Regions from separate parts of the Homo sapiens genome. Here region 2 is linked to region 1. A link is a loop called in an ENCODE intact Hi-C map of the cell type or tissue named here. Cell type or tissue: endothelial cell of umbilical vein. All regions are shown on one strand.

Region 1 (5,000 bases):
TGATGAGTAGTACTACCTCCCCACAATGTGGACTGCAAAATGCTGGCTGGCTGTGTTGCTTGGTAGCAAAAGGGGTTGCATGCTGCTCAGCTCTCTGTTTCTCTCCAACCCAAGCATTTGGATGTGGGACTGTGCCCCGCCTGGTGTCTGGGGCTCTGGGAGGGGCATTTTTACTTCCCTGTTTACAAGAAGGGTTACATCCTATTCCAAGTCCAAAGTGGACACTTGTTCCTTTGCTCAGCATCCCATGCAGACTCAGCAGGTTACCCGCTCCCCTGGGAGGTGGCTGTGGCCAAGCACTGCTCCATGGACTACACCCGGCTGGTCATGGAACAGCATACAGTTTTGCCCTCACTTTTGGGAAAGGGGCTAAGATGTTAGAGTATACCATCCTTAATGGAAATCCACTCTTGTTTCAGGGGTTTGTGGGATGCAAATCCTAGTAGGGTCAGAACTGCCTAGAAATTGATCCTTCTCATGGTTCTATTGGGTCTCCCCTAAAATTAATGTTGCAGGTAGGAAAAAAAAAGATATTCTTTGGGTACCTTACTCTTAACTGAGCGTGTCTTACCATGGGCCGGATTACTATCTCCTGGTCTGGAAGCAGGTGATGAGTGGGTGTGGAATCTACATTTGAGTATCACTTGTTCAACCACAAGACCATAGATTGCTCCATGTATTGGGCTCCTTAAAATAGGGCTTATTTATGTTGTATTCCCTGCCATTAGGCCTGGTACAGAAAAAAAGAGAAAATCTACTTCATAGAACTTGTAGATTCTAAAACTCTAAAAGGTGCTGCTTAGACTAAATATATTGGGTTATCTCTTAGCTGTGATCTTGAAGCTATTGTTTGATTTTTTAAAAAAACATCTGTTTTAATACCCAAACTGATGGCATTGTGAGATTGAGTCAGTGGATAGTTCAAGATGGCAATTTACAAAACTTTAAGTTTGTGACTTTCTCTTGATTCCACTGTTTTTCCACGTGTGGGTGGCTATTTTGAGAGCTGTGATTGCCCAGAGAGCCCCAGCTCACAGAATTGCCAGAACATTTGTGATTGCTTAGAAATCCTCCCCTCTTCATCAGGCTGGGAACACAGATCAGGATTTCAAATGCCCCCTTCTCTGTGGCCTTCCCTGATGTACCCACTGTCTCCAACTAGGATTGATTACACCCTTTTTTTGTGCCCCAAATAGACTTCTCTTCCAGCACCTGTCACAGTTTATTGCATTAACTTTAAGAAACATCCAGGCCAGGCATGGTAGCTCATGCCTGTAATTCCAGCACTTTGGGAGGCTAAGGTGGGAGGATCGTTTGAACCCAGGAGTTTGAGACCAGCCTGGGCAATATCGTAAGACCCTGTCTCTACAAAAAATGAAAAAATTAGCCGGGTGTGGTGGCCTATCTGTAGTCCCAGCTACCCAGGAAGGTGAGATGGGAGGATCGCTTGAGCCCAGGATTTGGAGGCTGCAGTGAGCCATGATTGCACCACTGCACGCTAGCTTGGGTGACAGAGCGAAAACCCTGTCTCAAAAACAAGCAAAAATCCTGTTTCCCTCTAGAAGTAGAGCTCTGGAGTCTTTTGATTCCTAGCGTGGGGCATGGAGTGCTGTGGGTGCTGAGGGAGTGTTAATTCTGTCCCCGCTGAGGCCCTTTCTGATGTGTGCTGCTGCTGTTTCTGTAGAAATCGTGGATGGGAATGTGAAGATGACCCTGGGCATGATCTGGACCATCATCCTGCGCTTTGCCATCCAGGACATCTCCGTGGAAGGTGGGTTTCTGCTTTGTTCCATCCCGCCATCACCATCTCGTCTCCCTCCCTGGGCTTAGCCTGGAGAACTCCCATACCCAGGGCAACGGACGTTGATCAGGGGCCATGTCCTGGGCTTCTTGCTCATTTATTGGGCATCAGCCTTCTCCTCCAGTCAATGTAGAAAAAAGAACTGTTTGCCATTCTGATTCTCATAGGCATGTTGGCCTCAGGGAAACTCCCCACTTTGGGAAAGCCCAAGGCTGCCATGGGGAAGTATATTGGAAAACCCACCTGGCTCTTGGGTTGTTAATCTGAAAGGGTGGGGAAATAGCGGCTGGGAGGAAGGACCAGGAGGGGCGCTAACCCCGTCCTCCACTTTGCTCCCCTAGCACCCTCTAGTGGCCATTTCACAGATCTGCAAGGGCCGCCATGGTCTGGAGAGGTGATCTCTACGCTTGATTCCACACTCGGGCAGTTTTTGAGCTTTATGTCTGCTATGCCTGTATTTATCTTGCATAATAATATTTGTGTATTGTTGTGCCTGTGATAAAACACACATACTGAAACAAACTTTTACAAGATGAGATGGAGATACTATTTTTTAAATATTTGTTTTAATGGCATAGACATCATAAACATTTTTAATCAAAGGAATTTCTTAATGAAAACAACGTGGATTCAATTCAATTGCTTTGTGATGGAGATCTAGGTGTGACACTCTGTGATGCAGCAATGTAGAGTTCCAAGTTCGGTTTATGGGTACTTGGTATTTAGGGTTGAAGTGGTTGGAAAGAGGGTCATAGTAGTCACCTGGGGTGTGGTTCTTGTTAATGATAGTGGATGTAAATCCATTTCTCAAATAGCCTTCTTGATGATTTTGATTCTTTTGGGTGGACTTCTTGTCAGCTCTGCAGTCATCATTGTGTTACTCTTGTGATTTAGCTGACGAAGAGCTTAAGCTAAGTAGAAGCATTAGCTTTTCCAATTTTTAAATTGTCTGCTTTTGCTTAGGTGGTTATGGTCTTTGTAGGAACCCTTGAATGTCATTTTAAAGTCCATTTTGTGTGTTGAAAATAAATGAGATCATTCATGAACACAGTCCACTGAGTACCTTAACCTCCAATTCACAGGCACAAACACAGGGTGTATTAGTCCGTTTTCACGCTGCTGGTAAGGACATACCCGAGACTGGGTAATTTATAAATAAAAAGAGGTTTAATGGACTCACAGTTCCACATGGCTGGGGAGGCCTCACAGTCATTGCAGAAGAGCAAGGGAGAGCAAAGGGACCTCTTACATGGCAGCAGGCAGAGAATGAGAGCCAAGTGAAAGGGGTTTCCCCTTAGAAAACCATCAGACCTCGTGAGACTTATTCACTACCACGAGAACAGTATGGGGGAAACCACGCCCACGACTCAATCATCTCCCACCGTCTCTCTCCCACAACACGTGGGAATTATGGGAGCTACAATTCAAGATGAGATTTGGGCGGGGACACAGCACAAACCTAGCAGGGGGGTAGTGTGGTTTGCAGTCTTTCTTCTGTGCTGGGAGCTCCGTGAGCCCCCTCAGTTGCCTGCCTAACCTCATAGACACGTGGCTGCTTCACACACAGAGGGCAGCAGTATTGATCCGTGCAGTAAATATAAGGAAACCTTATTTTTTAGATTAAAAACAAAATCTGTCTAGGAGTCCTAATGCTTTCTTCTCACTCAGCTGTGTGCACCCCTCAGGCTGTGGGATTCCCCTGTCTGGAGACCCCTAGATGTGTAGATTTCCCAGATCAAATCTTCCTCCCCAACCTGATAGAGGTTGCCGACTTATTTTGTATCATTACCATTTCTTTGAATAAAAGAGAGTAGGGGGAGCTAATTCTTGAAGTTTGAAAAACTGTTGTCTCAAAATTTACACGTGTAACACGACTAGCTCTGAACAGCTTCCCAGCTTGCTTTTTCTGTTTCTCAAATAACTTCTCAAACTCTGTCAAGGGAATAGACTTGATGGCCAGGGCTCCTCCTTCAGTAGCTGCAGGGTTGGCATCAAAGGGTCACAGTGGGGCCTCCTGTGAGCCGGCATCCCTCCCTCCACCGAGTCAGCCCTCTGACCTCGCTGCCCATCCCCTTCCCCATAGAGACTTCAGCCAAGGAAGGGCTGCTCCTGTGGTGTCAGAGAAAGACAGCCCCTTACAAAAATGTCAACATCCAGAACTTCCACATAAGGTGAGTGCTGGGGTCTGAGGGGCTCTCACAGAACCAGGCTGCCTCCCCCGGGAGCTCCCAGACCCCCTTGGCTGGGTCAGTCTCAGCTTTAGAACAAAGTGGAGACCTCTGGGGGAAGAAGTAGCTTTCCTTGGGAAGGGGATGTCGCCATCGCTCTGAATCCCCCCGTCTCTCTCCCTGCAGTGTCTTAGATGGGGCTGCTGCCTGATATAACTTTGGTTGATGCTTTTGCTACTGGGAGCGCCCCCAAGGAAATTGTCCAGGAAGTCCCAGCCCAGGGCTCTGGAACAGCAGACTAGGGCCATAGGCCTTGGTCGGGGGTAGGGCTGGATATGGCAGGTTTATCTGAACTTGTCAACCCCCCCACAAAGTCTTGACCCTAGTGCCTGGGATTTGTGGCAGGAAGAAATGTCCCTTCCCATCCTGTCTTCTAACTCCTACCCCAGAAAGCTCTATGTGTTCATCTCTCTGGTGTCTAGGAGGCCCCTGCTTTGCCCTGGTTGCCCGTTTGTTCAGCCTCATTTACCAGCCTGCTCCTTCTTCTCTCTCCCCGGGCAGCTGGAAGGATGGCCTCGGCTTCTGTGCTTTGATCCACCGACACCGGCCCGAGCTGATTGACTACGGGAAGCTGCGGAAGGTATGTGTGCCCACCTGACCACCCGCTTTGGGTCCCTGGCAGGTGGGGTGGGAAAAGAGCAGGACTAGGACCCTTGTTGTGACAGTCCATGGTCCAGCCTGAGCAGTGTTGGCCTCTTAGAATAGCCAGACAGAGCCCCAACTGAAAGTGAAGAGAAAACACCTTCCCTGTTAGGGCAACTTCATTACCCTTGTGCGTGGTGTGTGTGTACTTGCACACATACACAGCCCATCAGGAAAATATCACAGCTGTGACAGCAGCTTTGTCAGAGGGATGGAATGATACATGGTGTTTCTCCCTTCTGTTTTTCCGGGATTTGTAAAGAGGAGACACTATTTTCATCATTGAAAACAGTGCATATTCTAAGGGACAGTTCATCCCCGCCTTGTCC
Region 2 (5,000 bases), 120 kb before region 1:
ATTCAAATCTGCCCAAATGTCACCTTTCCCAGCAGGGCTTCCCTGACCACCTGATCTAGGTTAGCCAGCCCCACACACAGCCCCCACTCCACTTTCCCCTCCCAACTGCTTTGTCTGTGGAGCACGTACCACTGCGTGGTATGTTCGCTCATTCATTTGTCTATCTGTGTCATAAGAATGTGAGCTCCGGGGGCAGGGCCTTGGATCTCTTGTTCACTGCTCTGTCCCTGTGCCTAGAGCAGTCCCAGGCACACAGTGGGCACTCGGTATATAATGAATAAATGAATAAATGAAAAGATTATTTGTTAATGTTTTATAGATAATTTTAATTTTGATTTTCTCTCCAGGGGTTATTTAAATGTGTTTCTTAATTTTTATACAATTAAAATTTGGGGAATCATTTTTGTGCCTGATTTTATTGAATTAGGGTCAGAGAATATGGCCCACTTAAATCTCTATTTTTGAGGCCAGGTGTGGTGGCTCTCACCTGTAACCCCAGGACTTTGGGAGGTTAAGGTGGGAGTATTACTTGAGCCCAGGAATTTGAGACCAGCCCAGGCAACATGGCAAGACCCCATCTCTTAAAAAAAGAAAGAAAGAAAGAAAGAAAGAAAATTAAAAATTAAAAAAACTTCTATTTTAAAGTTTTTACAAAAGTTTTATTTGTACCTAAGTATATGATTGATCACTTTAAAGCATTTTATATTGAAAACATTCAAATATGCACAAAAGTAGAGAGAATTCTCTAGAAATTGAGCTCTAAGAAAAAAAAAACTGGAGAGAATATTAGATGAAGTTTAATGTCCTTATCACCTAGCTTCCATGATTGTCAACTCATGGTCAACCTTTTTTCATTAATACCCTTTCTATTATTTTGAAACAAATATCCAACAGGATTGATTTTGTTAAAAATGCCTCATGATCAGACGGGAAAAATGCATTCTATTGAATAGATAAAGAATGATATATGTGTATGTGTTCAATTGAGTCTTTTAATTGTATTATTTAACCTGTTATAATTTTTTTTAAAAGATAAGGTCTCACTCTGTCACCCAGGCTGGAGTGCGGTGGCATGATCATAGCTCACTGTAGCTTCAAACTCCTGGGCTCAAGTGATCCTCCCACCTCAGCCTCCTGAGAAGCTGGGAATACAGGTGCATACCACCACTCCCAGGTAATTCAAATTTATTTTTGAAAAGACTGGATCTCACCATGTAGCTCAGGGTGGTCTCAAACTCCTGGCCTCAAGTGATGCTCCTCAAGTGGGGATCCTATAATCTACCCTATAGAACATGGAGCTCCCATGCACTCATGGCACAGATTCAAACAGGCAACAAATAAAGAAAGGAGTAAATGTGTAAAGTGCCCCACAGTGACACATGCTCTGTCCCAGTAGCTGTGAGGGAGGCTGCTGGACCCCCAGCTAAGGTCAGGAAAGTGATGAATGACTCCCATGCCCTACTCACCCAGACAGACAGCCCACACCCTCTCCCACTTCGGGGCCTGCCAAAGTGCTGGGATTATAAGTGTGAGCCACTGCACCCGGCCTAATTCTTTTTGATGACTAGTTCATGCTAATTACGGAAGAGGTATACTAAAACATCTCACTTTAATTTTTACAAACTTCTCCTTGCATTTCTAATAGTTTTTGCCATCTATAATCAGCAGCTATTTGTTTGGTGCACACAGGTTTATAGCTATCCACAGGCTGGTATTTATTGAGCATTTAGGTTAAAAATGGGTCTAGAGAGAGACCCATTCTGCTCTCAGGCCTGCTGATGAAAAGTTCCTCATCCTATTTGCATCTAGAATGAGAACATCTCAGCCCAAATGGTGATGGTCTCAGAAAATTACCAGACCTTGAAAATGAGAGTGGAGAATGAAAATGCTATTTCAGCCCTAACTGAAAAGAATGAAATGCCAAAACCCTCCATCCGGATTCCATGGACTGACAACAATTAAACTATGTCAGAGGAAGCTAACGTCACCAGGAAAGGTTCCCCACAGCTTTCAGGATCCAGAGCTCCCTCAAAAGGCATGGTTCTTGAGGCTTTGTAGCCCATGGGCCAGGAGAGAGGGCTAGAGACTCACGGGTCCTGGAGGCTTCCAGACCCACGGGGCTGTTACCCTCCTTTCAAATTTAAATTCTCAACTTCAGTATTAGGTAAATTTCTTATTTCAGGGTTAAGGGATAAGGCAATGCTTTTTTTGGAAGGGCTGGTCTTTTTTTCTTTTTTTGGTAACAATGTTAAAAATTTTTTTTGCATTGTGAAAACTAAAAATGGAGTTATATTACATGGACATTGCATAATGAAAAAAATTGAGTCATAACTTATATACAAAATGCACTAATCTTCAGTGATGCATTCCAGCGAAAATGTCAATGAATTTTTACATATTCGTACACCCGTGTAACCATACCATACCCCAAATCAAGATGTGGGGGCACTCCTACCACCCCACTCTCTGTACCCTTTCCTGTCCTAACCACCATGCCCTTCACCCCCAGCCTGCCAGGAAACCACTCTTCTGACTCCTATCATCACAAATTTCTTTTGGCTACTCTTTAACTTTTCAATATGGATGTAATCTGCTGGGGGACTTGGCTCTGACTTTCCCTGGTCTCTACACCAGTTGACCCCAGGCAGACCAGTTGTGCAGACAGCTGGCTTGATGAAGACACAACCCAGTGAGACCAGGGCCTGTCCCCACCCCTCCTGCTCTCGGTCAGGTGGTTGCTGACCACCAGGCCCTCCGGAGAAGAGCAAGTGTGATGGGGCAGGACAAACTTACCTCTGTCAGGAAGGCTCAGTCATGTGGAACTGGAGTCCAACGCCCTGGGATTTCGTCCTTCTTCTCTAGCTGTGTAACCTCCCCAGTTTATTTGTCTGTAAAATGGATGTTGTAATGATACCTTCTTCACAAGATAATGGATATAAACTATCAAGTGCCAGGCCAGGCGTGGTGGCTCACACCTGTAACCCCAGCACTTTGGGAGGTTGAGGTGGGCAGATCACGAGGTCAAGCGATCAAGATCATTCCGGCCAACATGGTGAAATCCCATCTCTACTAAAAATACAAAAAATTAGCTGGGCATTCTGGTGTGTGCTGTAGTCCTAGCTAGTTTGGAGGCTGAGGCAGGAGAATCGCTTGAACCAGGAGGCGGAGGTTGCAGTGAGCCGAGATCGCATGCCACTGCACTCCAGCCTGGGTGACAGAGCGAGACTCCATCTCAATAAATAAATAAATAAATAAAAATAAGGAAACCTTGCTGTTATGATGGCAGATCCTCAATCCCAAAGGCACTGCTAACCTATGCAGGTTATGGATGTCCTTTCTGGGCACAGACCCTACGGCATCCTAGGTCCCTTTTCAAGACGGGAACTTGAAGTCAGATGGGAACCTCTGGAAGGCTTTGGCCTATCCTCTCCAGCAGTTTAATTACAACTATTTTGTTGTTGTTGTTGTTTATTGTGCACTTAGTTCAGCGCTACGAATTTTATGAACGTGCACTCATTAATTTCAGCAAATCTCTGTGTAGATACTGGCTTTGTTCAATTACACAGATGAAGAAACTGAGGCTCCAGGGGTTTAAGTGACATGCCCAAAGTCATGCAGCCAATGAGAGAGCTGGAATTTGAAACAGGAATTATGATTCTAGAAACTGCTCTCTTACCTGCCTTTCTCACAGTGCCTTAACCTCTGCAATACTTAAATTTCTTTCTTTCTTTCTTTCTTTCTTTTTTTTTTTTTTTTTTTTGGGATGAAGTCTTACTCTGTCGCCCAGGCTGGAGTGCAGTGGCACAATCTCGGCTCACTGCAACCTCTGCCTCTGGGGTTCAAGAGATTCTCCTGCCTCAGCCTCCTGAGTAGCTGGGACTACAGGTGTGCACCACCACACCCAGCGAATTTTTGTATTTTTTTTAGTAGAGTCAGGGTTTCCCCATATTGACCAGGCTGGTCTCGAACTCCTGACCTCGTGATCTGCCCCCACCTCAGTCTCCCAAAGTGCTGGGATTACAGGCGTGAGCCACCGCGCCTGGCCAATACTTAAATTTCTTATCATGAAAGAGAAATAATACATGAGAAGGTTTTGGCATATACTGTGGTACATAATAAATGTTACTTTCCTTTCACATCATGTGTGCATTGTATACATTCGCAGGGGTAGATATTTACTAATATCTACAATGTCTTTCATGTACTGCTGATGATAATGAACCATATAGCATTATCGAAGATTTGCCAGGCTTCGCACGGTGGTTCACACCTGTAATCTCATCACTTTGGGAGGCTGAAGCAGAAGGCTCACTTGAGCCCAGGAGTTCAAGACCAGCTTGGGCAACAAAGTGAGACCCCTGTTTCTACAAAAAAACCAAATAAATAAATAAATAATAAAAAAAATTAGCTGAGTGTGGTGGTGTGCACCTATAGTCTCAGCTACTTGGGGGGCTGTGGCAGGAGGATTTCTTGAGCCCAGGAGGTCGAGGCTGCAGTGAGCCATGTTCCCGCCACTGCACTCCAGCCTGGGTGATGGAGCAAGACTCTGTCACAAATAATAATAATAATAATGCCAAGAGAAGTACATGAAAGCATAGTGGTTGTAATTTAAATTTCTACAGAATAATTTATAATACTCAATGCATTTGGGATGTACCATAAGATGCTTCTTTTTTTCTTTCTTCTACCTTTCTACATTGTCACATTCTGTATAATAATAAGATACTACATTTGGGGGGATTCAATAGAATTTTAATCAAATTGATTATACCAACTTTAAATGTGTAATGAGTTTTTATACATTTATACACCTGTGTAATCACCAATGCAATCTAAATACAGAACATTTCCATACCCCAAAAATGTTCCCTTGTGCCCCATCTCAGTTAATCTCCTTCTGTCCAAGCAACCACTGATCACTTTCCTTCCTTCTAGATCAGACTTGTTTTTTCTATAGTTTCAAATCATTGGAATCATGTAGTATGCATGCTTTTGTACCT

What was found. Peaks named below come from ENCODE experiments on the same cell type or tissue, not always from the same donor. Only the 100,000 strongest peaks of a DNase experiment are listed, where the experiment ranks them.
Region 2: it touches region 1 in a loop (10-fold over the local background); 3 of 110 quality-filtered maps call a loop at or near these places.

What each region holds. Positions count from the first base shown.
Region 1 is chr14:68,908,927-68,913,926 of GRCh38, reverse strand. ACTN1 (actinin alpha 1) reads left to right here. Exons shown (of 22, transcript NM_001130004.2): 4 at 1,685-1,771; 5 at 3,885-3,972; 6 at 4,531-4,609. Among named protein-coding and RNA genes, the nearest start is that of ACTN1, 68 kb to the left of the region's middle. RefSeq lists an enhancer at 1,932-2,051. In endothelial cell of umbilical vein, a CTCF peak has its summit at 2,161 (motif pointing left); a DNase peak (open chromatin) is centred at 2,096.
Region 2 is chr14:69,032,091-69,037,090 of GRCh38, reverse strand. No RefSeq gene overlaps it. Among named protein-coding and RNA genes, the nearest start is that of ACTN1-DT, 55 kb to the right of the region's middle. In endothelial cell of umbilical vein, a CTCF peak has its summit at 2,066; a DNase peak (open chromatin) is centred at 2,000; H3K27ac peaks cover 2,068 bases.